4 separate regions of the Homo sapiens genome follow, and all the other regions are linked to region 3. The links are chromatin contacts, found by Hi-C or POLR2A ChIA-PET in ENCODE. All regions are on one chromosome and are shown on one strand. Each heading gives the region's core, a stretch centred on a gene start or an enhancer-like site at or near the end of the contact. The rest is flanking DNA. Distances are from core to core; before and after follow the strand shown.

What was found. Hi-C counts contacts between places; a loop is a spot of excess contacts on that map. ChIA-PET counts read pairs that join two places held with the same protein, here RNA polymerase II (POLR2A). Pooled maps may share reads with other maps.
Region 1: a loop to region 3 is called in a map of CD8-positive, alpha-beta T cell, with 15 times the contacts of the local background. The contact joins the promoter of HTATSF1 here to the promoter of ATP11C in region 3. A Hi-C loop is called at or near these places in 2 of 168 maps with a recorded cell type or tissue (B cell and CD8-positive, alpha-beta T cell) and 11 of 50 pooled maps.
Region 2: a map of naive thymus-derived CD4-positive, alpha-beta T cell shows a loop between it and region 3 (20-fold over the local background). The contact joins the enhancer-like site here to the promoter of ATP11C in region 3. A Hi-C loop is called at or near these places in 1 of 168 maps with a recorded cell type or tissue (naive thymus-derived CD4-positive, alpha-beta T cell) and 5 of 50 pooled maps. POLR2A ChIA-PET finds 5 or more read pairs at or near these places in 1 of 52 experiments (GM12878).
Region 4: a map of CD8-positive, alpha-beta T cell shows a loop between it and region 3 (19-fold over the local background). The contact joins the promoter of INTS6L-AS1 here to the promoter of ATP11C in region 3. A Hi-C loop is called at or near these places in 3 of 168 maps with a recorded cell type or tissue (CD8-positive, alpha-beta T cell and naive thymus-derived CD4-positive, alpha-beta T cell), 2 of 37 single-sample maps with no recorded cell type and 14 of 50 pooled maps.

Annotation. Positions count from the first base shown.
Region 1 is chrX:136,494,179-136,500,792 of GRCh38, reverse strand. It overlaps HTATSF1 (HIV-1 Tat specific factor 1), which reads right to left and starts at 3,201. Exons shown (of 9, transcript NM_014500.5): 1 at 2,923-3,201; 2 at 1,015-1,195; 3 at 588-635; 4 at 1-129. The coding sequence starts at 3,108. RefSeq lists a silencer at 3,191-3,860.
Region 2 is chrX:136,903,818-136,911,148 of GRCh38, reverse strand. No RefSeq gene overlaps it. Among named protein-coding and RNA genes, the nearest start is that of RBMX, 27 kb to the right of the region's middle. RefSeq lists an enhancer at 2,085-2,134. Within about 2 kb of position 1,833, at least 33 of the 41 ENCODE cell types and tissues checked have a DNase peak (open chromatin) inside an H3K27ac peak, as active enhancers do.
Region 3 is chrX:139,931,178-139,938,368 of GRCh38, reverse strand. It overlaps ATP11C (ATPase phospholipid transporting 11C (ATP11C blood group)), which reads left to right and starts at 5,316. Exons shown (of 30, transcript NM_001353812.2): 1 at 5,316-6,353. The coding sequence starts at 6,327. RefSeq lists enhancers at 4,630-4,679, 4,720-5,069 and silencers at 5,850-6,089, 6,130-6,289.
Region 4 is chrX:135,516,158-135,522,706 of GRCh38, reverse strand. It overlaps INTS6L-AS1 (INTS6L antisense RNA 1), which reads left to right and starts at 2,033. Exons shown (of 2, transcript NR_046740.1): 1 at 2,033-2,140; 2 at 2,335-2,624. It overlaps INTS6L (integrator complex subunit 6 like), which reads right to left and starts at 2,047. Exons shown (of 18, transcript NM_001351601.3): 1 at 1,604-2,047; 2 at 1,389-1,466. The coding sequence starts at 1,714. RefSeq lists silencers at 944-1,143, 1,204-1,473 and enhancers at 1,724-1,783, 1,814-1,893.

The DNA.
Region 1 (6,614 bases), core at 1,952-4,451, 3.4 Mb after region 3:
CTTTAAGATTTCCTTGATTATCTTTGTAAAGTTTGACCTTAAATTCTTCTGTCTGAGGATCTCTCATAATAATGCCAAACTTGGACATAAGTTGTATAAATTCATCCACTGTAATATCTGGAGGCAAACCTGTCATTTAAGAAAAATTAAAAAACATTTATAATTGATAATGAAGGTGAATTACTTAGCATTCTACCAATTAGAAATCTATAACTTAGGTGAATGCAATGTTGATTTTCTAAATGTATGTAAAAGTTTTACATTTACGGAACTGAAGAAATTTCACATTTTTGTGTGTTCAAATATACATTAAAATTATGCTTTCTTGAGGGCCTCACTGAATGGGAAGGGACACACTGCTGTAAGTTACATTAACCAGGCCTAAAGGTTGGTATGCAAAGTTACACACTAAATTTCTTGGTTCTGTAATGAACACACATATTCCTTACTAATATAAATGGCTGAACAAAAAATGACACAATGATAAAAAATGGACTCTGGAGAAACTGAAAGCTAAAAATCACTTCGTGAAAAATCTCAAAATTAAGTATTTCCTACCTTAAACCTGTTTAAAAAGTTATACATACCAGACACGTATACATTTGTATTTCTGTCTTCTTCAACATGAAACCATCCTAGAAATCAAAATTAATTAAATAAATAAAACACTTGCAAAAAAAGATAAGAGTCATATTATGGAATCTTGACAAAGCAGCAGTTTCTTGAAACTTCCAGGACGACCTTTCTGTTACTCTTAAAAGACCAAGATAAACTAACTCAAATCACTACCCAGCTTTCAAAAGATTTAAATCTTTTGAGAAATAATTAGTTTTAGAGCCCTATCTGGAAAAAAGATGGCCAGTTTATCTTGATTCTTTATAACTGACACTACCTTAAAGAAAAAACTCACCTTATTCCTTCAAAGCTATTATAATTCTCGAAAAAGCAACTGTACCTATGCACACCCATATTTTTAATTTTTACACTTAAAATTTGTAAGCTAGAACCACTTACCTGACTCAGCCTTTCTTTTTTCTCCCTTCTTTCTGGCATCAGTGGGTTCCGGGGCTTTTTCTTGTGGAGGTTCCTCTGCAGTCCTAGCATGGACATCTTCAACATTTGCGGTAGAACTAGATGCGCCATCGTTAGAGAAGCCATAATTGGCCTGATATGTAGCAATGAAATCTTCAGTAATCTACACAAGCAATTCAACAGACCCGGACAGAGAAATTCAAAATTATTTCCACTCATAAGAAGTTTAAATTGTGTTTTTACAGCATAGTTATACAACTTAACACAAAAGTGTTTCTGTGGATAATAGTTGTAGTTATTAAGGTATAAATGCAAGAATAGTCACCTTCTATAGAAAATTGTGCATACGGTGATAAAAAATAAGACACAAGTACTTAGATGATCAATGCAAAAGTCTGAGATACGATTTAAAGCATTTTAAGTGATGCTGGCACCTTTTCTAGTTGTTTCATTTATTAATTACTACCTCTCTACACTACTTGACTAAGGCTACAAATACATACAACAAAGGAAGAACCAGATAATAAAACAATAAAAACCAACAGTCAATGAATAATCTAACCACAGAATCCAATTTTCTCTTACTGTACAGATGCACCAATATACATGTACAATAAGTACTTAAATATCTGTATGCAGAGAGCACACAGAACAGAACTCTGATTTGGTATATAAAGAATGGGGTTAACAATTGTAAAACTAAATGCTCATTTTAACTTTATCACAAATTAAATGACGTTATATTTTAGTATCAGAACAAATTAAAGACAAATCCAACTCATATCTATCTTCCTCCCCTTTGGGGGAAAAGCGTTATTGCAAAACGAAAGAAATATAGTTATATCATCATACCAATCAATATTAGGCAGGCATGGAATGGGGAAAATGTAAAACCCAAAGTTTGAAGAGGTATGGGCTTCAACAACATAAAAGGATAAAGTCACACATTAATCCATTATCACACCTTTGTTAAAAGTATTCAGAATGCTGAAGAAACCAAATCTGCACTCAAACTAGCACTACCAACACAGAAGTGAAATCGTAAATTTTAACAATCTGGAGGGATTGGAATATATATACAAATACAGAATGGGAAAGAAAAGTTGCAAAAGAATTTTTACAATAGCAGTCCAGTCGCGCAGTGGAGACAGGTTTTGTATCATTGACTTGCAAGTCAATTTGTGTGCTATTAGTGTGCCCTTTCCTGCTCATGAGAGCCAGATTAAAAGGGCACTTTTACCACAAAGTTTACAGAATCAAGTTTAACATTAGTTATTTTACTTCGAAGCTGAAATAAAAATACTTAGCAATTTCCAAGTATTCCAAACAAACATACACAGATTTTCCATCTGTATTCTGTGTATCTCCAGTCTTATTCCTGTGGTTATATGGTTCAAACATATATGCCTAGGGACAAAATTTACTAGGAAAGTAAAGCAAGGTGCAAAGAAAGTTCAATTAGTAAAGCTATATAAACAGCTACTTTAAAAAAGAAATCAAGAAACTGCATTTTGCACATAGTACATAAGCTAAACATCTGAGTTCCTAGGACAAGTGGGGTTGGCTACCAGAAATGGACAGCTACTAAATTTGTTCTTGGTATTTTTCCTCTTTGCAATAAAAAGCAGTCATGTAATAATCAACTGTGACCTTCACAGACAAGATTAATAAAGCATAGAAAAGACTTAAAAATTACATTTAAGACACTACCCTAAAGATTTACGTTCTTTTACACATCGGTGCCCCAACAAACACAACAAAAAGAAGCGTCGCTATTCAAGGGGGCTAGGACCAAGGACCAAGGATCTCAGCAAAGCAAACGTAAAAGGAGTGCCCCGCGAGGCTGGCCAGGCGGCCCGCTCTGCAGTGGCGCCCGTGGCACTCTCCTACCTTGGGGAACCAAGCCTTTTTGTCCAGGTCCCACTCGTAGGGAGTGTCCGTCGGCTGCTGCCCGAGAGAATCGGGTTCTCCGCCGGCATCGGTCTGGGTGTCACCATCCTTGCCGTCTCCGTACAATTCTTGCATTCGCAACTGCTCATCAAACTCATCGTTCCCATCCAAGTTGGTGCCGCTCATGTTTCCTACCTAGCTCAGGAGCAGGGTTCAGAAGAACTAAGAGGCCGAAATGACGCTGGAGCTGAGCAGAGAAAGGGAGGTCAACCGCGCTCTGCTCGCGCCCCGCCGCCCCCCGGCCCGCCTCCCCGCTGCGCCCCAGCAGTCCCCGGGAAATCGCGGCCGCTCGGCGGCTGCACCGCCCCCCTCTCTGCCCGCCCACCGCGCGCGCGCGCTGATGCTGTGAGCTCGGCCGCGCCGCCGCCCACCTGGCTTGCTCCGCCGGGCCTCGGCACCGCCGCTAGGTCCAGGGCGCTGCGGGAGCGCGCAGGCGCGCTGCCGCCGCCGCCACCGCCGCCGCCGCCGACCGGATCTGAGGCGACTGCGGCTCCCTCGGCAACGTCAGGAAATTACTTCTAAACTAAGCCCTGCTCAGGCCGACGCAGCCGCCATTGTCGGCGCGTGGCGACGTCGCGGGTCGCGCCGACACGCCCACTATGGCGTCAAAAAGCGCCGACGCCGGCATGCGGCGCGAGGCCCGGGGAGGCGGGGCGCCGGGGTTGGGGGGACCCGCTGCTGCTGCGCGTCGACGCCCACCGGGGTCGGGTTTGGGGCGGGGCGAGGGCCACTGGGATCCCGCGGCGCCTCAAGGGCCTTGAGCTCCGCGGGGTCCCCGGCGGATCGGCCGGCCCGGGAGGGAAACGGAAGGAAGGCGTGGGAATATTCCCTCGCGGGGGTGGCCGGGCGGGTTTCGCGAGGGCGCCATCTTAGGGGAGTGGGTGGGGCGGACAGGACAAATTTCTCTGGCTTCGAGAAAACGACGCGCCTCCTTCGCCCAAAGGCCCCTCCCCCGCTCAGGAACCGCGTCTTTTACTTGTTTCTTTACGACACCCGGGGATAGACACCGGATCTTGTTCATCTTGGTAGCCTAAACTCCTGGCACCGGCTCTGGTGTCTAATGCGGAATGAGCGAATGAATGAACGAATGAGGGGTAGAAGGGCCAACTTTCTTTTTCTGGTGTCAGCCTTCTCCTTTATCGGTCTCATACCTTCCTCTGGCTGGAGTTCGACTCCGTGGGAAGGATGGAAAGGGCAGCAGTTGCCTGCCTCTTGTACTGCAGATTTCAGTGGCGCTCGAGCTTCGAACTTGAAACTTAAGCATAAATGTAAACATCCCAGTGTAAACACCAGCTTTATTGGCCGGGAAACTCCGCTTCTTTGTCATTCTTTTAGAAAGACACAGCATACTTTTTGTTCTAAACAGAACTTTGTTTTCAGGAATTACACTCATTGCTGAAAAGGAAAAGGTCCATATTTTTAAGTTGGGCAGGTATTTATTGAGCCCCTACTAAGTGCAGGGCACTGCGTGAGGCTCTGGCGACCCAGGAGTTGACAAGACAGGCACAGCTCAGGGGAGACAGAATTAAGATGGTTGGCACCTGACAGATATGAGATGCTGGAGGACAGCAGTTCTCAAACTTTTTGGTTCCAGGTCCTCTTTACACTAAAACATTGAAAACCCCAAAAAACGTTTGTTTGTGGTTTATACTTACCAATATTTCTGCACAAAAATGAAAGCGGCTGTTAAAAAATACTAATTCATTAAAATAATAAGGAACCCATTAGTGTAAACATAAATATCATAACCCGGGCTTGAGGTCCGGGAAAACCTTACCAGAAGAAATTATTTCACTATTCCAGTGACCTTCACTTCTAAACATAGCAGTTGAGTACTACTTCTAGAAAATCCTGGCTCCCCACACACCAGTTGTGTGAATCTATGGTTTCAACGATAACAACAGTTTTTAATAGTTTGGGTTAGTTTTTTTTTAAATTACATTTCTTTTTCATGAAGTTCTCATTCTGGCAGGAACTCTTGGAGAACTGAATTTGTGTGCACTTTTATGATATAGGTAATGTGAGTTTTATTAGGCTTAAACTTTGCTAAATATTTTTTCCTGGATCCAAAAATAGCATACAGCTGTTTTCAGCAATGTGTTATTGGGCTCCCATTTCATTCCCGAGTTCACAGCATAGGTGATAATATGCGACACCACCCTACTGCACATATCATTGAGTGCCGGCTCTACCACAACCGTCTTTTGAGCAGGTGACTTAAAGGGTTCCTTATGCTTATGTCCCATGTCACCCAGCCATCCTGGCCCAAAGGCTGCCCAGGGTCTGTGTGGTGACCTGGCAGATAGCTCTGCATTCTAGACTGGATTTGACTGAGCCAGTAAGAACCTCTCCCAGAAAGTTTGAGTATGGAACATACAGGGATGTGGTCAGAGTAGCAAAGAAGCAAGGAGATACTCCCAGGGAAGGTAAAAGGCAGAACAGAGGCCTGCTGTGGAGAAGTTCCCCACGGGTGAGAGGAGCAGCTGAAGCAGCGAAGAAGGGTCACTGAGTCACTATACTAGTGAGGCAGTGGAGTTGAGAGGTACACACATTGTACCTGTAATGGCATTCTGTTTGGTCGTGAGAACTGGCAGTTTATAATTGCACAATGCTGTGGTCTCTGTGAGGCCTGGTTCCTATTTTTTCTCATTTCCCTGCATATTCATAGAATAACTCCCTAATGACTGAGGTAATCTGAAAGCATCTCTGTCTTTGTAACCTGTCTTTTACAAGTTTTTTTTCTTGCAAGTTATAGAAACACTCGAGGTAACAAAAAAAAAGGGGGGTGGGTTATAAAGATAGGGGCGGCTACTGAAACTCCAGGACTGCAGTGTAGATGGGCCACATAAAGGGATGCTGGACCTAGGAAGAATCTACATAGCTGGCTTCTCTCTGAATATGTGCTTCATTCTTCCCTCTGACCTTTATATGGGGTGATCTGTGTTGTACTTCTGCCCTAATAGGCCACAGCCTTCTTGGTGGATAAATATACATTAACCTACAAAAGCAGAGACTGCACTCCAGATAGGACTCACCTATCTGGCCTAAGAACTCTTTCTGAAAAATTACTGAACTATACCAAATCAGATTTTTAAAAAATGGTCCCTTCAAGCCCACTCTGTCCAGGAATTTTCCTATCCCCACATCCTATAATCTCAAGGCTTAGTGGAACTAAAAAGACTCCTTTCTGACAAAAAGATCGATGAATTCCTGACCTAAGATGACTCAAACTGCAGAAATTCTGCAAACCCAAATTTGCTATTTTCAGCAGAAAAGCGAGTCGTTAAGTGTTTTGTAGTGCTTTCACCTTCAATGATGAAGACTTACCTGCTGGACGTTTTGGTAATGCCTAACTTCGTGACTGTGTTTTCATGCTTTGTGGAGTATTACTGTATTATGTTCCATGTTTTAAGTCTTGGGTCAGGGAAGACCCCGAGCAACACTGAGATGTATACAGAATTTATTTTGTATATATCCCAGCTATCCACGCCATTTAGAATTCTCTCCAAAGAAATGAAATTTTCCATAGAAACATTTCTGGAACCACAAAAGTCAGTGTGAAAAAAATTGTGGCTATTAGGGCCTACTTGTAAGGTTAGCCATGACAAGGATAATCTGTTGAAAAAGAGACC
Region 2 (7,331 bases), core at 584-3,083, 3.0 Mb after region 3:
AGGCAAGCTCCAGGTTTGAAAAGTAAACATGCTGCACCTAGAACTAGCCTTTAAAAACTCCTAGAACCTTAAAGTTGGCTAAGTCTATAGTCAGATGGCACCAGCACCATTCTCAACTTTGTGTGCATTTGTGATGCCTTCTACCAGAATACCCCCCTACACCCTAGATTAGGCAACTAGAGATCAGAACATAAGTCTTATTTATTAATACTTTTTGAATTGATTACTTGCAAGAAAAATTCCTTTTGAGTCAGCTTACAATGAAAACAACGAGGCTACTAAGGAAGGGAGCCAAGAAATTACTGGTGGTTGAGGGACACGCTGAAGAGGAATTGTGCCAGGAATCCCTGGCTAAAGAAAAGTAATAATGATGACAGTTACCATTTATTGAAAGCTTACTATGTGCAAGGTGCCGTCGTAAGTGCTTTTCATGTACTATCTCATTTTATTCTCACAAATCTCTAGAAGTAAATAACACTATGTTTGCAGAGAAAGGACCCAGGAGACCCAAGTGGATTAACAAGAATTAGGGGGGTAAGAGTGTGAGACCATATGAGTGAGGGGTAACACAGCATGGTGGGGATGTATTTAAGAAAGACCACAATGAGTGTATGTGTCCAGAATGGAAGATTGTGTAAGAACACGAGGGAAAGGGTGGAGGGAAGGGAAGGGTTACAGATGCTGAGAGGGAACCGAAGGCGTTGGGGAGGAGGGGAGGAGTTAGTTGAGGCAGGAGAGAAGCCAAAAGGGAGGTGGAGGAGCAGCCAATAGGGAGGGAAGTGGGAAGGACTTAGAGGAAGGAGGAGGAGCAGTAAAAAGGAAAACAGAAGAGCAGAGGGGAAGAGACTAGAAAAAGCAGCAGTGAGGAGGAAGGTAAAGGAGAAGAGAGGGAGGGGTAGGGAGAGGAGCCGAGAGGGAGGGGAAAGAGAAGGAGATGGGAGAGGGCGTAGCATCCAGGAGAAAGGAGGAGGGGGAGGAGCCGAGAGAGCACTGGCAGAACAAAAAGAGACTGGGTAAGGAGTCGATAAGGGGGGGAAGGGGAGGAGCCAAGATAAGAAGGTGGGGCCGAAACAGTAGGCGTTGGAGCCGAGAGGGAGAAGGAAGAAGACGAGATGAGAGGGAAGGGAGGGAGCAGAAAAAGAAGAGGAAGGGGAGGAACTGTGAGGAAGGAGGAGATACTGAGAGGGCGGGAAAGATCCGCGAAGTGGGAGACTCCGAGATTGAAAGCCCCTGAGACATACCCACAGGGAAGGCAATGGCATTCCGGGTCCAAGTCCATGAGCTCTCGGCCCTGGTCGTCCCCTATCGGCCCTATACCCCTACCCGAAGCCTTCCCCTCACATCTCTCTCACTCCCTCCAATCCTCACCTGACAAAATGCGATTTCTCGCTCCGCCTGGCAGAAGTTGACCGCGGCTAACCTGGGAAGGTAGAAAGCCGTGCAGCGGGCGGCCCTGAAGCCTCAGGAGCAGCCCCAGCCTCAGCAGCCACCTCAGCCCGGAGAGGGCGGGCCACTGGCGCTCGAGGTTGGTTCCCACGCGGAAACCACGAGTACTCATTTCGGGAGCCGGCTCAGGCACTCGGGAACACACACATGAAATCGGCACCCGTGGAGGAAATAAGCGGAAATGACAAGAGCCTCGGACAGGGAACAGCCGAGGCCGGCTAGTGGCACTATAACTCCCAGGACGGCCACTTAGTCGGGATAGAACATGGTTCGCAACCCGGTTGCTAGGGCGCCAGTAGGCGGGCATCGTGAGCTGTCGCGGTGCGCATGCGTGGGGATCCCCGCCGAGCCGAGCCGCCCCGCCCCGCCCCGCCATCCCCAGACTTCCCCGCCTCGCCCTTTCCCGTGGCTCTGGCGGTGCCTTGCGCTCTGCCTCGCTTGCAGCCACGCTAGGCCCTGCACAGGTTGGGGGGGGCGAAGGGAGGCTGTCCTAGAAGTTTCATCATAGCAGGGGCTCGCCTCCTCCCGAGGTTGCCTTTCTTAGTCCCAAACTAGCAGTGTTACCGCCCCTGCCATCTTCATTTCTGGCTGCAGGAATTAGGGGGTGTGGCATTCTAGGGCCGCACGGTCCAGTGCGGTGCCTATGAGGCACTTAAAATGCAGCTTTTCCGAGTTTGATGTTCTGTAAGTGTAAAATGCACTCCAGCTACCAAAGACAAAAAGAAAGTAAAACATTTCGACCTGCGCGGTGGCTCAGGCCTGTAACCCCAGTACTTTGGGAGGCCGAGGTGGGTGGATCACCAGAGGTCAGGAGTTCGAGCCCAGCCTGACCAATATGGTGAAACCCCGTCTCTACTAAAAATACAAAAATTAGCGGGCGTAGTGGCGTGCGCCTGTAGTCCCAGCTACTCGGGAGGCTGAGACAGAAGAATTGCTTGAACCTGGGAGGTGGAGGTTGCAGTGAGCCGAGATCACACCACTGCACTCCAGTCTGGGCACCAGAGCGAGACTCCGTCAAAAAAAAAAAAAAAAAGCGTGAGGGGGGCCGGGCGCGGTGGCTCACTCCTGTAATCCCAGCACTTTGGGAGGCCCAGGCGGTCGGGTCACGAGGTCAGGAGATCGAGACCAGCCTGACCAACATGGTGAAACCCCATCTCTACTTAAAAATGCAAAAATTAGCCGGACGTGGTGGCGGGCGCCTGTAATCCCAGGTACTCAGGAGGCTGAGGCAGAAGAATCGCTTGAACCCGGGAGGCGGAGGTTACAGTGAGCCGAGATCGTGCCACTGCACTCCAGCCTGGGCAACAAGCGAGACTCCGTCTCAAAAAAAAAAAAAAAAGAAAAAGAAAACATTTCTAATTACTGCATGGGTGATTGAAATCATAATATTTGGGGTCCACTGCGTTGAATAAAACATTACTAAAACCAATTTAACTTGCTTCTTTTAATTTTTTTAATGTGGCTACTTGGAAATGTAAAATTACATAGTATGTGACCTGCATTATATTTCTATTGGATAACGCTAGTCTTGGAAGGAGGATGGAAGGGCAAAAGACTAAAGAAAAGGGAGGTGGAGGTGGAGTCCTGCTCTATGCTATTGGAAGAAAGTCTTCTTTCTCTTAGCGGCGGGGACCTTATTTTACGACCTCTGTTAAGAATCCTGTCTTACCTTTTTCTCCTTGTGGTGTACTATAATGCAAAGTGCTTGCATGTGGACCAAGAGAGTATTGTAGGTATGATAGGACACAGATAGTAGAAGAGCTTGTTATTTTTCCTTCTTGTGTTTCAAGAGCTTTGGAGAACAAGAGGTCACTTGTTTACGCTGAGTCGTGTGCGCCTTGCCAAGTGCCTTTCTGTCCAAGTTCCCTCGCTCCTAGAGGTCTGTGTCTCCTGGTGATTGGCAGGCGGCGATTCAAGACAACAAAGGCATCGTGCTGGCGGTGAGCCGAGGCGTGTAGAAATATATCAAGTTAACTCTTGGACTAGAGATGTTGAAAAAGTTGTAGGAGAAATGAAAGGAAATATGCGAATGATGAGAAATAAGGGAATTGTGAGAGTGAAAAGGTTGAACTTGATCAAAAGGAGTGGAGAAGCCCATGTCAAGATTTGCAGGGCAGAATAGCATGATTGCCAGGGCACATCCTTTGTGAAGAGGAATGGGAAATTGGAGCTAGCAAGCGTGAGAGCGGTCACGGTTGGAAGTAACCAGAGCTTGGATAAAAATTCTGTGCTTTACCGCTGCATTAGTATGGCTCTCTGGTCTGCCTTTGGTTGAAAACGTGTATAATAAAAAAAACAGGACAGCCTCCCAGGCCTAGTCCTGGAGCTTGGATACCAGCTCCTCCAGGTGCCAAGGAAGCAAACCTTAGGAGGGCCCGCCGCTCCACAAGAAGGTGTGAGCTTTACATCCCTGCCTCCCAGGTCACCTCCAGGACGTAGGCCCCGACCCTGGTCAGACTCTAACAGTGACATTGAGGTCTTCCTTTAAGGCTCCCTGCAGGGACGGCGTATGCCTATGTCAACCTCAAGAAGTGAAGCATCACCAAAGTCTACAAGACGCAGCTCTCCTGATGCCACCAGTGTGTTGTTGTCGCCAGCTCCAGCCACCTGCTGGGCACCAAGCCAGTCCTGGAGATAAGCTGAGACTGTGCACCATCCACGTAAACAGCACACCCACCACGGGCTACTCAGCTGATGTGGGCAACACGACTACCTTCCAGAAGCCTATTAACCCATTCCAGCATATTCTGTATATTTTGGAGGCTCTAGGAGTTGGTCAGCCGGCCCATCCAAACCATGTTCATCTTTTGCTTCCTTACAACCCTGCAACATGTATGAGGACCCAGAGCAGCAAAAGCATCCACCAGGCAGGCCTGGTTTTCTCCAACAACAAAGCCTGTGAGACGGCAAGGACAGGTACTAGCCTCCCCGCCTGCCACCTCTGGCCAGCCCTGTACACTTTCTCATGTTGTATGCAAACAGGAACAGCTGTATTTCTTTCTTTCCAACATGTATGCCTTTTGTTTCTTTTTCTTGCCTTGTTGGTAGGATTTCCAATATGATGTTAAGTAGAAGTGGTGAGTGTGGAGTTTTTGGGAGAAAACCATTTCAGTCTTTCACCATTAAGTGAGATTAACAGATTTTTATAGATGCCCTTTATTGGGTGAAGGAAGTTGCCTTCTGAGTTCGCTGGAAGTGTTCATCATATTGAATTTTATCAAATTTTTTGCACCAATTGCTATGATCTTCTTTTTTTCTGAAGACTATTAATGTGATGGATTACGCTGATTTTTTTGTTTGTTTGTTTGAGACAGAGTTTTGCTCTGTGGCCCAGGCTGGAGTGCAGTGGCGCGATCTCGGCTCACTGCAACCTCTGCCTCCTGGGTTCAAGCAATTCTCCTTCCTCAGCCCCGTTAGTAGCTGGGATTACAGGTATGCACCACGATGCCCGGCTAATTTTTTGTATGTTTAGTAGAGATGGGGTTTCACCATATTGGTCAAGCAGTCTTGAACCCCTGGCCTCAAGTGATCCACCCGCCTCGGCCTCCCAAAGTGCTGGGATTACAGGCATGAGCCACTGCACTCAGCCTACCTTGATTTTCAAGTACCGAATCAGCCTTGTGTCTCTAGAATAAACCCTACTTGGTTGGTTGTTGTGTTAAAAATAAAAATGAAAAAGTGGCCGGGCGCGGTGGCTCACGCCTGTAATCCCAGCACTTTCGGAGGCCGAGGCGGGTGGATCACCTGAGGTCGGGAGTTCGAGACCAGCCTGACCAACATGGAGAAACCCCATCTCTACTAAAAATACAAAATTAGCCGAGTGTGGTGGTGCAGACACTTAGGGTTCTGGAGCAAGGCCATGCCATCTAGAAGCAGAAAGCTATATACCATTTGAAAGCAGCTCCTGGTTTGCTCCGGACCCTGGAAGAGATTGACCAGTTGCTCTTCAGATTTTTTTTTTTTGAACCGGAGTCTCGCTCTGTCGCCCAGGCTGGAGTGCAATGGTGTGATCTCGGCTCACTGCAACCTCTGCCTCTTGGGTTCCAGTGATTCTCCTGCCTCAGCCTCCTGAGTAGCTGGGATTACAGGCATGGGCCACCACACCCAGGTAATTTTTAGTAGAGACAGGGTTTCGCCATGTTGACCAGGCTGGTCTCGAACTCCTGACCTCAGGTGATCCACCTGCGTCAGCCTCCCAAAGTGCTGGGATTACAGGTGTGAGCCACTGTGCCCGACCAAATAAAATTTTTTAAAATGAGAGTAAGTGTAGATGACAAAGATAATAATGCCCTCTCCCTCTTGTTATGTAGCGGTAGAAATTACAAAGTTCTTTCCTAGTCATTTTATGTGATCCTCCTAGTGTTCGTATCAGGTAGGCAGGTTAGTTATTGATCTCTTTGTTTTATGTGAGATAATTGAAGAGAAGTTAATTTGCTTGTCCAACGTCACATAGCTAATAGATGACCAAGCTGAGGTTAGAAAGCAGGTCTTCTGGCTGGGTGCGGTGGCTCACGCCTGTAATCCCAGAACTTTGGGAGGCGGAGGTGGACAGATCACGAGGTCAGGAGTTCAAGACCAGCCTGGGCAAGATGGTGAAACCCCGTCTCTACTAAAAATACAAAAATTAGTTGGGCGTGGTGGTGCACGCCTGTAATCCCAGCTACTCAGGAGGCTGAGGCAGGAGAATTGCTTGAACCCGAGAGGTGGAGGTTGCAGTGAGCCGAGATCACAGGATTGCACCTCAGCTCTGGGCAACAGAGCAAGACTCCGTCTCCGAGAAAAAAAAGAAAGAAAGCCGGTCTTCTTATATCTAATACAGTTCTTGAATGTAATTGTGCCCGGAGTTGGTTCTTTCTCGTGGGTTTGTGGTCTCGCTGACTTCAAGATTGAATCCGCGGACCTTCCCAGTGAGTGTTACAGCTTTTTTTTTTTTTTTAAGAGACGGAGCCTTGCTCTGTCGCCCAGGCTGGAGTGCAGTGGCACGATCTCGGCTCACTGCAAGCTCCGCCTCCCAGGTTCACGCCATCAGCTTCACAAGTAGCTGCAACTATAAGTGCTCGCCACCATGCCAGGCTAATTTTTTTGTATATTTAGTAGAGATGGGGTTTTCACCGTGTTAGCCAGGATAGTGTCGATCTCCTGACCTGGTGATCTGCCCACCTCGGCCTCCCAAAGTGCTAGGATTACAGGCGTGAGCCACGGCACCCGGCCGTGTTACAGCTCTTAAAAGTGGCACGGACCCAAACAGTGAGCAGCAGCAAGATTTTCTGTGAAGAGCAAAACCTGAGCAGGTTGCCACTGCTGGCTAGGACAGCCAGTTTTTATTCCCTTATTTGTCCCTGCCCATGTCCTGCTGATTGGTCCATTTTACAGAGTGCTGATTGGTCCATTTTACAGAGTGCTGATTGGTCCATTTTACAGAGCGCTGATTGGTCCATTTTACAAACCTCTAGGTAGCTACGGAGTGCTGATTGGTGCGTTTTTACAGAGCACTGATTGGTGAATTTTACAAACCTCTAGCCAGCTACAGAGTGCTGATTGGTGCATTTTACAATCCCCTTGTAAGACAGAAAAGTTCTCCAAGTCCCTACTCGACCCAGGAAGTCCAGCTGGCTTCACCTTTCAATAATGATATTAAAAGGAAGTATAAAGTATTTGTTAATTTTTAAAACTCCTTTTATGAGGTAATATAGCTGTTAATCTTCCAGCTATGTTCATTAAAAATGTTTCAGAAACAAAAGATTGAGTGAAGGCTGGGTGCAGTGGCTCATGCCTGTAATCCCAGCACTTTGGGAGGCTGAGGCAGGCAGATCACTTGAGATCAGGAGTTTGAGACCAGCCTGACCAACATGGTGAAACCTCATCTCTACTAAAAACGCAAAAAT
Region 3 (7,191 bases), core at 4,067-6,566:
TTCTCTGCCTCAGCCTCCCAAGTAGCTGGGATTACAGGCACCCGCCACCACGCCCTAATTTTTGTATTTTTAGTAGAGACGGGGTTTCACCATCTTGGCCAGGCTGGTCTTGAACTCCTGACCTCATGATTCACCTGCCTTGGCCTCCCAAAGTGCTGGGATTACAATCATGAAGATTTAGTCTTTTTATGCCATATCTTTCTAACCTCTTCTCTATCCTCTCAATATAGTTTTGTAGGATGTTAAATTCTGAATTAGAAATTTCTTGGCCAGGTGTGGTGGCTCACGCCTGTAATCCCAGCACTTTGGGAGGCTGAGGCAGGTGGATCACTTGAGGTCAGGAGTTCGAGACCAGCCTGGCCAACATGGCGAAAGCCCGTCTCTACTAAAAATACAAAACTTAGTAGGGCGTGGTGGTGGGTGCCTATAATCCCAGCTACTCAGGAGGCTGAAGCAGGAGAATTGCTTGAACCCGGGAGGCGGAGGTTGCAGTGAGCCACGATCGTGCAACTGCATTCCAGCCTGGGCGAGAGAGTGAGACTTGGCCTCGAAAAAAAAAAAGAAGTAATTTCTACAGAATCTTGAAGGCCAAACTTCACCTCAGTGAACTTATTGTGGCTCCTAGCGATTGCCTCTTCCCTTCCACGGTGATTTTTAAAAAAACAAAACTATCCTTTTAATGGTCAGTTATAGAACCTTACCTGCCTTCAATATTATGATTACTAGAATATATCTTCTTCCTCTTTTTGAAAAACAAGACAATATTAGATAATCACTCAGTCCCTTTGGACTTCTGCCATTCTCCATGATTACTAACCTCATCTGTCAGTACCCTAGGATGTAATTAATATGGGCTATTTGGAGGGCAATAACAGGGAGCCCTGATGTCATCTGAGGAAGTGACATTTAAGCTGAGAGCTGAAGGATGAATAGCAACGGTGGGTGAAAGCGTTCCAGCAGAGACTGTTGCCTGTGCAAAAGCTGTCAAGAAAGAAGGAGCTTTGGGAACTCAAGGAACGTAAGCAGACGCGTGGGATAGAGCCTGGTGAGAGGAAAAGTCGTCTACCTGAGGTTAGAGAGGGAAGGCAGAGGTCAGAGAATTCAGGGTTCTTGTTGGTGATGTTAAGGCAGGATTTTGAACTTATGCTAAGAGAGTGGGAAGCTACTGAAAAGTCCTAAGCAGGGGAGTGATTTGATCTGACTTGCTTGCCATAGATTTCTGTGGTTGCAGTGTACAGAATGAATTGGAGGGGCCCAAAAGGAAGATACAGGTAAAACTGATCATAAATAAACATCAAGGCTAGCCTTGAAAGGGGGAAATAAATTTCAAATGGGCAAAAGATAGTCTTACCAGATATGTTTGGAAGCTCAGACAGACAGTTGAATTCCTTCGATTTGCTAATGATGGGGTGATTTAGATGCTAATACAACAGCCTCAATTTTTTCTTTCTTCTTTTTTCTTTTTTTGGTATTAGATGGAAGTGACTCCTTCGCACCGCTCCCCTCCTGCCAGATTACTTGAATTGCTGACCGACCCACAGATCCCAGAAGCAGTTTGCGCTCCTTCGTCACAGGTGTGGCCTACATCCTATGCTCTAGTGGTTGTTTTGCTCACTTGCCATGGTGAGATTTCTGAGGGGTTGAGGTAGAAGGTATGGAAGATTGGGGGTGGGGACAATAGGGAAGAAGAGCTCCTGGGTAATTAGTACAGAAATGGTGCAACAGAACTGAAAGGATTGAGAAAGCACTCCTTCCCTTCTCTCCCTCAGGTAGCAAGCATTATCTAGTCAAGTTGGTAATAAGGACAGAAACAAGACTGTTTCCTCTGAATTCCTACCTGTGGGGCTTCTTTCTGTTGCAGTTAGCTGATCCACCAGAAGAGGTGGTGTTATGTTTCAGGGGTTCTGACAGTTTAGGCAGGAGGAAGTTCATTTTTGCAGTTCTGTTCAATGGAGTTGTCCCAATGAAAATGCTGGCTGAGGGCCTACTTTACATAGTCACAGACAACAGCTTTCTACAACACCTGGGTTTTCTTTGGAAACTGTGAGGAGGCACTAAAAAGAACCAAAATCTTTTTTCTTGTCTTAAAAAAACTCACAAAGGAGTGACTCTGAAGGATGTGTGTGAGAGTAGCTCTAATTTCAGGTTGAGTTTGGATACAGAAAAAATCACCTTGCATAATTTCATGTTTTGCTGAGTATATTTTGATTTGTATGGAATTGCATTAAAAAAAAATAAAGATGAGGTCTTGCTATGTTGCCCAGGCTGGACTCAAACTCCTGGACTCAAGCGATTCTCCTACCTTCGCCTTCCAAAGTGCTGGGATAACAGGTGTGAGCCATCCTGCCCCCAGAATTGCATTTTTTTTTTTTTGAGACGGAGTCTCGCTCTGTTGCCCAGGCTTGAGTGTACTGGCGCGATCTTGGCTCACTGCAACCTCCACCTCCCGGGTTCGAGTGATTCTCCTGCCTCAGCCTCCCGATCCCGAGTAGCTGGGATTACAGGTGCGTGCCACCACGCCCAGCTAATTTTTGTATTTTTAGTAGAGACAGGGTTTCGCTATGTTGTTCAGGCTGGTTTCAAACTCCTGACTTCAGGTAATCTGCCTGCCTCGGCCTCCCATAAAAATACCTGGAATAAAAATCCCATAAAAATGCCTGGAATTGCATTTTTATAGTTGAGCAAATTAGACTGGACCCATGAGTATAGGTGGCGTATTGAAATAAATTGAGAGAATAAATAGCAGAATTATAACAAATAAAAATCAACAATACTGCTATATCTTTTTTGGGGGGTGGGGATGGAGTTTTGCTCTTGTCACCCAGGCTGGAGTGCAGTGGTGCGATCTCGGCTCACTGCAACCTACACCTCCCAGGTTCAAGCGATTCAATTGTCCTGTCTTAGCCTCCTGAGTAGCTGGGACTACAGGCATCCGCCACCACACCTGGATAATTTTTGTATTTTCAGTAGATACAGGGTTTCACCATGTTGCCCAGGCTGGTCTCGAACTCCTGACCTCAGGTGATCCACTCACCTTGGCCTCCCAAAGTGCTGGGATTACAGGTGTGAGCCACCGCGCCTGGCCCAATACTGCTATATCTTGAGGAATCTTAAAATTCCTGTGATTAGGCTGCAGTAACATGACAATGGGTATGTATGAGAGCATAATGCAAACAAAAAAAAATTTCAGGTCTCTAATATTTTTTAAAGTTGATCTGTTTGAATCTATAAGCAAAGTACATTTTTTCCACTTGTTTAACAGAATTGAATTTGGAACGATATTATTTACTATTCACTAGCAAGCACTTGTATCCCCAAATGTCTAAATTAGTTTATTATTTTATTGATAAGGATGTATTTTGGTAAGAATTCTAGACTTATACCTAGAACTAAAGACAATAACCTCCTCCACCTCCCAATTCCAGTATCTAGAATAATGTCTGCCACATAGCAGTCGTTCAACAAATAAACTAGTGAAGAAATTACAGTATTTGCTGTGTTCAATAAAAGTAAAGCTAGAGGCCGGGCATGGTGGCTCACGCCTGTAATCCTAGCACTTTGGGAGGCCGAGGCGGGTGGATCACCTGAGGTCAGGAGATCGAGACCTGGGCAAGATGGTGAAACCCCGTCTCTACTAAAAATACAAAAATTAGCCGGGTGTGGTGGCAGGCATCTGTAATCCCAGCTACTTGGGAGGCTGAGGCACGAGAATCACTTGAACCCAGGAGGCAGAGGCTGCAGTGAGCCAAGATCGCGCCACTGCACTCCAGCCTGGGTGACAGAGTGAGACTGTCTCAAAAAAAAAAAAAAAAAAAAGGTAAAGCTAGAAAGCTAGAAAATAACTCTATTTGAAAATCTTTAAAGCAGTAGAGAGCAAAACTTTAGATCTCTTTTGTCAATAAAATATCATAATATCTGATTAATATAAATATAAATTTAACATAAATCTTAAAAATCATTAGATACAGGCTCAACTGTGAGCAGAGAAGGAATCATAAGAGGGGAAGAATTGAAAACGGTTGGTTTTACTTCTTGGCAGTTAGGACAGTTTGGGAACAAACCTTAGGTCTCCTGCATTTGCATTTTATTGGGAGATGGGCTTCTCGTTGATCGCAGAATGAAGTTCAAACTTCGTAACATGTTTTTGAAGAGTTTTAGATTTTAGCTTTCGTTCGAGCCGCCCTTACCTACACGTCCTGGGCGTCTGCCACTACAGCGTGATCTCTTTCTTAGTTTGTCCTGCGCTTTTTCACCGACCTCTCCCTCTACCCTGGACTTTGTCCCCTTGGGCTCAGTCAGGTCCCTCTAAAGCCTTCCCACGTTTCAAGGGCTAGTTTAATCTCCAGGGCTTTTAGGAAAACTTCCCAAACCCCATTTTCAGATGCAATGTCGCTCTCCCCTATTTCTCTAGCACTTTGAACTCTAGCTATTATTAAATTCTAACGTGGCATTTTCGCTTGTTTGTATCCCCCAACCAGATTGCGACCACCCTGTTGGGGAGGTCTTTTAAGAAATCGCTGTGTCCAGCCCTGGCACAGTGCCTGGTACAAAGAAAATTCCCAGCAAAGGTTTGTTGAAATGAATCCGAACTCCGGAGGGTAAAGGAGAAGCGCCTATGCCTAGTAGTAAAGGCCTATTCGCGACCTTTGGGAAGGCCTGTGGTGTGGCTGGGCCCTGTCCCCAGCTCTAAACTGGCAGGAGAACGCGGCGAGGCGGAAGACTCGTGTAAGAGTCTCTGAACTCCCTTTCCTTCTTTTTGACTTTTATAGAAGAATCTGCAAGTTCTTCTCCAACAGCCTTGGGCCCCGCCTTAAGGGGCGGTGAAAAGGGGTGGGGTTGTGGTAGTTGGGAGGGATGCCCAGCCTCGTGGCAATTCTGGACTCGCTTTTCTTTTGTAATTTTTAAAGTTTCGCAAATTCCAGCTCTAAGCTGGGGGCCGAGGGTGTAGAGGGTTTCCTGATGCGCACATTTTGCGTTCCAGGGAAAGCTCCCAGGATTCGGAGCTTTGCCTAATTTAGCCTTCTCACATGTCCCACCGCTAGGAAGGCTACCGAGTGCGCCCGGCCTCCACACCCAGCCGGCCGGCGTGGAGAACCCGCTGTTCAGCCCGCGCTTCCTTCTTCAACCCTCTGGGCAAACCCGGGACTAGCGTGTGGGGGAGCTCCCAGCCCGCGGTACCAGGCGAAGTAGGGGGACGGTTGGACTACAACTCCCAGGCTGCCCCGGGAGCAAGGAGGGGGAGGGGGCGAGCGGGAGGGGCCTGGGTGGGGCGGGGTGGGGGTCAGGGAAATCCCGCCCCGCTGCGCAGCAGCAACGACACAAAGCCTGACTTTACAACCTCAGAGAAAGTGGAAGTAAGAAGGCTTAGGTGGGCAGGCAGGACGAGAGAAAGACTGAGAGGAGGGAAAGCCGCGTAGGTGGGAGTACAGCGGCGCGAGGGTCGAGGGGGAACCCTCGTCGGTGCAGATGAGGAGGGTGGGCTTTCAGAACTAGTCCCCCCTCGCACCCCGCCCCGCCCCTCCCGCGCTGGGGTCTTCACGGTGCCCTGCCTCAGAGCCCGGCTCCACCACGCCCGGAAGAGGGAGTCTGGCCGTCGGCTGGCTCAGGGCGGGCCGGTTGGCTGTACCCAGGCTCCCTGGCCCGAGTGCGGGACCAGAGCGCGGGGCGGCGCGGCAGCCGCGGACCGAGGAGGGGCTGCGAGCGAAACGGCGCGGCGCGGCACGGCGGACGAGTTAGGGCCGGGGCGAGGGAGGCTGTGGCTCCCGACAGAGACAGGGGAGTAGTGTCGGGCTGAGGCGAGGTGAGGCGCGGGGTGCCTCGGGAGGGTTCCCCGTGCCCCGAGGGGGGCGGCCGCGGAGTCCAGCGGGGAGGCGGGCGGTGGTGCCGCGTCGGGGAAGAGCGCATCCCGCGGGGTGCCGAGCCCGGCGCTGGCGGAGAGACGGGGGCGCCCCCTCCCCACAGGAGGAGCCTCGCGCTCCTCCGCCATCCTTCCCCCGCGCGGCGGGCTCGCCTTCTCAGTGGGTGCTGCGCGAGCTGCCGGCCCGGGGTGCCGGGGCCAGATAAGGGCGATCCGCGGGGCCGCCGCCCCCGGGTCAGGCAGGCCGGGGGCGGGCCGCGAGTGAGGCGGGGCGGCGGCTAGGCTGCGGGCGGCTGGGGGGCGGGGGAGCGCGGAGAGCCGAGGGGGGCAGGCGGCGAGCGGGTGGCCCGGCCGCCCGCCTCGCTGCTCCGCTTGGCGCCGCCGGCCCACGCCGCAGTGTGTTTTGTGGACGGCGCCTTCCCAGACAGCCCGGTAGAGCCCAGCTCAGCGCCCGGCAGCCTTCGACGCGATGTTCCGCCGGAGCTTGAATCGTTTTGTAAGTACACTCGCTGCGGCTCCGCGCGTGCCGGTTTGCTTGCTCGCCAGCCCCTTCGCCGGGTCCCTCACAACAATTTTCTGAGGGGGCAGTTACGTCTCTGGGAGACACCACCACCCCTCTTCTTCCTTTTCACCGAAACACGGTGCCCAGGCGGCCGGGGAGGGGAGGCAGGTAGGGCTCTCGGGGTATCCCACCCTCGCCCCCAGGACAATTCGACCAGGGCTTCCCGGAGCTGTTACAAACTCTGCCTGAAACTGGGGGCCGCCTTCGGGCTGGGTGGTGGGGGGGACTCGTGGGGGGACCGACCCGGGGACCCCTCAGTTTGCCAATTAGTCGAAGATGGCGTTTTATTCTCAGGGAGGTTGCTTTCTTTTGTTTCCTCTGCCACGAGCACATGGAGGTAAACCTAGACCTGTCACGGTGGCCCAAAAGAAGAGCTGGGGGCTGAGGGAGCCGGAGACTAGGGCAAGACTCAGCCTTGCCTAGGGCTCAGCCAGCGGGCGGCTTCTGACCGGAGGCCGGGCAAACTTTGGAGACCCAGCCTACAAAGCTCACCTTTAGGGTGTTTGAAAGGCGAGCGTGATTGTCAGGGTGGGCCGGGTGGATGTGCAGCCGCGAGGAGGCTGCGCCGCCACTGCCCGTGCTGCCGATCTCTGGTCTGAAGCCTCGCGGAGGACTGAGCACTCCAGACCTTGAACCCATGGGAGAAGGCGGACTGTGACTGGACTCCTCCGTCCACGTTTACCCCCTTCAGAATCCCCAGAAAAGGGAATTTCATTTTCATGGGAGTTAGCCATAGGGAAAATCGCTTTCTGGCTACTGACTTTTTTGAGTA
Region 4 (6,549 bases), core at 784-3,283, 4.4 Mb after region 3:
GCTTGAAGGAACACTCTTTGGCCAACTATTCAGCTTGGTAGGTTCCATTCATTAAAACACCTCACTCTACAGAAACGGATCACAACACATCCAGACTGCGTCTCCCTAGCACTATTACGATTATTCTGAGGAAAAAAGAAAAAGCCTAACAAAAGACGTCAAGGATTGTGGTAGTATTTTTAAAATTTCAATATGCAAGCAGGACTCTTATGCAGGTTGATTTAACAGTTTAAATTCCATTTTATCTGGCCACTGCAGGCAAAGCAGCAGTTCTTTATCTCCTCACCATAGGAACATAAATTACCCCACAGAGACCGTCCTCCCTACTTTTCTCCTGTAGGTCAGAATCAAATCATCGAACTTGACTATTACAAATGCTCACATTTGAGTCCTCCCCTTCCTTTCTTTCTTGTCCCTGGATTAATTCCTACGTGGCTAGCACAAACCTAATTTATGATGTAAATAGGTAGAGCGGATCCCTAAAAAGCTCTGCCCCTGTGGGTTCGCACTTGGCACGTCCCCCTCCGTGTCGTTGCTTCGCTGGAATTTCCAATGAAACAGTAACAGTAGCTAAGGTAACTGAGAGCGGGGCTGAACCTGGCCAATTCCGGAGCAGAAACGCAAAGACTTTCTCCGGGTCTGGGGGTGGGGAGACTGGCGTCGCGGACAGATTTCCGATTGCGCGGGGGTGGTGAGAGGCCAACGAGTGCAAAGGCGGTTGTCTAGTCTTTGAAGGCCGGCGGCTGGCTCTGCCACGCTCTCAGCAGGAAGGGGAGGGGACCAGGAGGAAGAGGGGGAGAAGGAGGAGATGCAGCGAAGAGCCCAAGGAGGGGGAGGAAGACCGGGGGAGGAAGGAGGGGCCAGAGGAGGAGCCCAGGCTCCGGGAAAGCCCGCGCGCCCGGCCGGCAGGACCTCGGGGCGGAGTCGCAGGCTCCGTCCGGCCCCCCGCGCGGCGACCCTCGCGCGGTGCGCCTCGAAGGGGCGGGCCCGCCTCGCAGCCTCCCTCCGGGTTTCGGGCCCTCCTTCCCCGCTCCTCCCTCCCCTCCCTCCTTTCCATCTCAGCAGCGCCCTCAGTCTCCCTCTCGCAGGCTCATACAAAAGCAAAATGTCCGCCATGTTCCGAGGCGGCTGCGGTTGTCGCGCCACGAGCTCGGCCCTCCTGCGGTTTCTCCCCGGGGCTGCTCCTCCCCGGTCCCCTCTCCCCGACCCCAGGCGCGACAGCTACTCCGAAGCCGCCGACGGCACCACTCCGCCCGCCCTCTGCGCACCCCCTCGCCGCCCGCCCCGCCGGGCGACGCAGGACCGCCTTAGGCGGGGGCAGGGGGGTAAGCAGCCCCCGCCGACTTGCTCCCGCTTCCCGCCTGTCCCCCCACCCGTAGCCCCTTTACCTTGATGCAGTACGGGGGTTCGTCGTAGGTGACCAGCATGTACCTGTCTCCACGGCTGGCCGGGTCCCGGGCGCGCAGCTGCGGGGCAAGGGATGACGGAGGGGGTCGCGTAGGAAAGGAGGGGGGAGGGCGATACAAACGTTACAGAAGCACCTCAATCCACACCCTGAAATCCCTCGGGAGCTCTCCCCATCTCTCCCCTCCCCTCCCTTTACCTTCAAGAATAACTCCACAGCGCCTTTGGCAATGTCCAAATAAGAGGTGCCCAGGTCAGTGCGCTGGTTCATAGAGGCGGACGTGTCTATGAGGAACAGCAGGATGGGCATCTTCCCCCGCACTCCTGCCTCCGCTCCCCACTCTCCCGGCCCTCTTGCCCTCACTGCCGCGTACGGCCACCTGAACCCTCAACTCTCGCAGAGCCGGGGAGCAAGGAGCAAGAGGAAGAGGGGGAGACGGGACGGGACGGGACGGATGGGACCGCTCCTGGCCTCCTCTTTCTGCAGCCCCACCTCCTCTCCCTCCAAGGGAACTTGAAAGTGTGAGCGTGTGTAGCCCTCGGGGCCCTCCCCCTTCCTCTCTTCTGCTGCCACCACTACTGCCGCTGCCAGGACTACTGCCTAAGCATCCGTCCGCGCTCACTAGAGCGCTCGCCCCAGACTGAGCGCCGTCTCTGTTCACTGACAACTTCTGTCTGCTCACCTACCATCGGCACCATGTGACCAGAACCCATGCCATTGGCTGCCAATTATGTGGTATTTGCATATTCATTAGATGACAGGACTAGGGGAGGGACTTGGGCGAACCCTGGGAGTTGAAGTTTGAACCCAGGCAGAGGGTAAGGGGAAGTGTTACGGACCCTCGCTAGGATTCTCCTTTAAAGGACTTGGAAGCAGTTCGAATGATTAGTTCGGGTGGTTTAAATGGATTTTTCTGTCTCTCTTCAAAGATGGTGATTCGAAAAGAAGAGTGAATTTGAGCAACAGTTGTACAGAAGTACAGAAGCAGATGCTTGGACAGTTTGCACAGAAAATTCTTCGCTAACTGCAATCGATCAATCCTGCCAGTGGCGAAGACGAAAATATTTCAGAAGCAGCAAACTTCTTTCCTGGCAGGACGTACTCACATTCCTTTAGATCCCTCCCCCGTCTTGATCAGTATTTGTGAGTTGGTTGCTGGCCTTGCATTCCACATATATCTACTTAGAAAGGAAACTAAAGCTTAAACACAGTTACAGTTACCTAAACTGGCCTTTTGTATGCACAAGCTTCTTCAGTTTCACTAAGCTCTTTGAAACATTGGCCTGCCTGTGATAATTCCACCACTGTTCCCTCTGCGCAGCCTTTACACATGGAGGTTTGCAAACCTAGATTGTGATTCAACTCACATATTTATTTATTTATTTATTTTTATAAATAAATAAAGAGGATCTCGCTTGATCGCCCAGGCTGGAGTGCAGTGGCCCCATCATAGCTGCCTGCAGCGTCCAGCTCCTGGGCTTAAGCGATCCTCCCATCTCAGCCTCTCAAGTAGCTGGGACCACAGGGGCAGGCTCTCAACTCACATTTATTGAGTGCCTATGAAGAGCCAGGCACCCACGGTAGCCTTGTTTAATCTTTGAATTAATTATGGCAGATGGCATTGTATTCAATTTTCAGTAGAGGAAAATGCAGCTCCCTGAGGTTAGGGTAACAATTACGGATACTCTCAGGTCTGGCTCTGTGAAGAGACTCAGTAAGTGGCCAACCACACTTGATTGACTACTTCATATGACACAATTTTAAAAATTGGACTTGTGTATTCCTGGCAATTACTATTGACAATGTGGAATCCAGGACTTCAATGAGTTTGCAGTTTCATTGAGGAGAGATGATGACATATACATACATAATATTTTATATATTTTGGCCAGGCGCAGTGGCTCATGCCTGTAATTCCAGCACTTTGGGAGGCCGAGGTGGGTGGATCATTTGAGGGCAGGAGTTTGAGACCAGCCTGGCCAACATGGTGAAACCCCCGTCTCTACTAAAAATACAAAAATTAGCCGGGCATGGGAGCAGGCGCCTGTAGTCCCAGCTACTTGGGAGGCTGAGGCAGGAGAATCACTTCAACCCAGGAGACGGAGGTTGCAGTGAACTGAGATCACACCACTGCACTCCAGCCTGGGCAACAGAATGAGATAACATCTCAAAAAAGTATTTTATATATTTTATATACACTCTCTCTCTCTCTCTCTCTCTCTATATATATATGTATGTTCTGTGTATATGTTTCATATATTATATATGCACATTCAATAACATTCTCAGAGAAATACGATTTTAAAAGAAGTCATATGGCAGTATATGAATCAGGGACAAACAAGGATGCAAGTTAAAAAGTGCTATGGAAACAATGGTCCAGTCTAGAAATTCATAGGATTTCACGAACAAGGCACAAAAAGGGAAGAGAGGGAATCTGGGTTGGAAGGAATGATATGAACAAAAACTCAGCCAAAGATAGTACTATGTATGGTGCATTTCAGGCCATTCTGGTGGAAAGTAGGGAATTAATGAAGAAATAAGGATGAAAAAGATACTAGAAGCCCCCATTTCCATTCCGATACAAATGTCAGTGTAGAAGGGCAATGCCTACATGGGCTAGGGTACAAAAAATATAGGACTGTTGGGGGCAGTGTGTTAGTTTTCTACTGCTGTTTAACAAATTATTACAAATTTAGTGGCTTAAAACAACACAAGCATTTACTATCTCACAGTTTCCATGAGTCAGAGGTCTAAGTTTACCTGGGTTCTCTACTTAGTCTCATAAGTCTGCAGTCAACGTGTCAGCCAGGCTGTTTTCATCTGGAGGTTCACCTGGGAAAGAACTGGCTTCCAGGCTCATTCAGATTTCTGGCAGAATTCATTTCCTTGGGGCTGTTGCTGGTGACCAGAGGCCACCTTCAGGTCCACCTTCTGTTGCAGGTCTCTGCCATATGGCTTTCTCCATTGGCTGTTCACAACATAGCTGCTACTTCAGGGCCAGCAGAGAAATCTCTTACTCCAAGATGGAGCCTTATGTAATGTAGATAATCTCAACTAGAAGCAAGTCACAGGTCCCACCCACACTCAAGGAAAGAATATTATACAGGATGTAACACCAAGGATTGGAGATCATGGGGCCAGCTAAGAATTGTGCCTAATATTAGATAGGGATGGGATTATTAAGATGGGGATGTGATTATTTCCTGGAAACAAACTTTGCCTAGTTCACAGTTTTTATGAGATGGAATCTTGCTCTGTCGCCCAGACTGCAGTACAGTGGCATGATCTCGGCTCACTGCAACCTCTGCCTCCCAGCTTAAAGCGATTCTCCTGCCTCAGCCTCCTGAGTAGCTGGTACTAGAGGCATGTGCTACCATGCTCAGCTAATTTTTATATTTTGAGTAGAGATGGAGTTTCACCATGTTGGCCAGGCTGGTCTCAAACTCCTGACTTCAAGCGATCCACCCACCTCGGCCTCCCAAATTGCTGGGTTTACAGGTGTGAGCCACCGTGCCCTGCCTGTTAAAGTCAATTTTGAGTAATACTGTACAAACTTTCAGCCCACCGAATAAATGCATTGGGTTGACTTGTTGCTTAGACTAGCCTTTGGTTGAAGAATTACAAGATTTCCTATGAGGAGTTTATATTTTATTTTGTGAATATCTATATGTGTATGTGTGTATGAGAGAGGAGAATAAGGACTGCTGAGCCATGATATACCCCAGTTTACAAATGGTATTTTAAGATGACATTAAAATATCTCCTTTATACTTTCCTCCCAACTTTTCAATGAGTGTGCCTTACTTTTATAATCAGAAAAGGGGCTATGTTAAAAATTACATTAAAAGAATTGTAAAAAGTTCTTCCAACTTGAATATTACTGAGACAATTTTCAAAAACGGCTTACCAGCATTAGTGAAACACAAATAGTCTCAGTCACACAATGCTCCTGTGGTCAAGGATATGCATGGTGCCACAGAGTGACCTTCTAGGGACAAGATATTCTCCCCATGCAGGTGAATGCCTTTTAATTTTTTTTTTTTTCTAACAAGACATGTTATTGATTTTTTCTGGCATAAATGCAAATGGAATTGAAATGATGTCAACATAGAATTGAAAAATATTTGTGTCTCAGTATAAACTACAAAAATGGCAATATACAAAAAAAAAACAAAAAACAAAAACAAAAATGATGTAACGGATTTATGGGCTTATTCAGATTAAACCAATCCCCAAGCTGTCACCAAGAACCTTCTCTTCATCACTTCCTGGAGGAAAGTAAGTTCTGTATTATGCTAGAAATTGTGTAGACTTCTCCACTGTGTTTCTTTGGCATACATCAACACTAAACCATACAAAGCCCTTTCTACATCTTTCTCTGCTACAGAACATCAGCCTCTTCGTGTTATAGGTTATTTCTGCCATGGGTTTGTTTCTTGCACTAGAATGTAAACTCCTTGAGAGCAGCTAGAGCCTATAACCAATGCCTGGTGCAAAGTACTTGCTCCATAAATGGTTATTGAAAGAAATTGTCAAATGTGCTGTGGTTTTCATTCTTTCATCATCTTTCCAGGTGCTTGGGGTATTATCCTGTAGCTCCTTTCCTAGGGTTACCCAGCCCTCCTGTGTTGCCCCCTGCCTGCCATCTTTCATGGGAGCAGGGTGGTAGACCCAGCTCCCCTGTCCCTGTGGATCCCGGGCCATTTGGATTTGGGCTCCAGGAGGCCCCTTCAGGCCAAAGCATTGAACTGACAGTCCTTACTGCTTACCCAGAACCCTGGCAACTTCCCTTTTGTTCTACTCATGCTTCCTTATGAAATGGCTCTTTCTGGGGCCACTGCTCACTGTTTGTCTCCTTCAGTCAAATCCTCTTTCCAACTGCTCCCAAATTTCAGCCTCTATGGCCTGCATTAACCATCCTATCTTCTTTTCAATTTTCTCACTTTTTTTCAACTTGTGAGCTCTTGAAAAGAGTTTCCTCTTTCCTCTTCAAGTCCTTGCTCTTCATATACTGCTCTCCTGGCCTTCATTCTGTTCACATAAATGTCCACAGACTTTGCCCCATGTTTACATTTTATGTTGTGGTGTGGTCCACCACCATACAGCTGATGCTTTGTTTTGGTGAGAGTCAGTTTGATTTT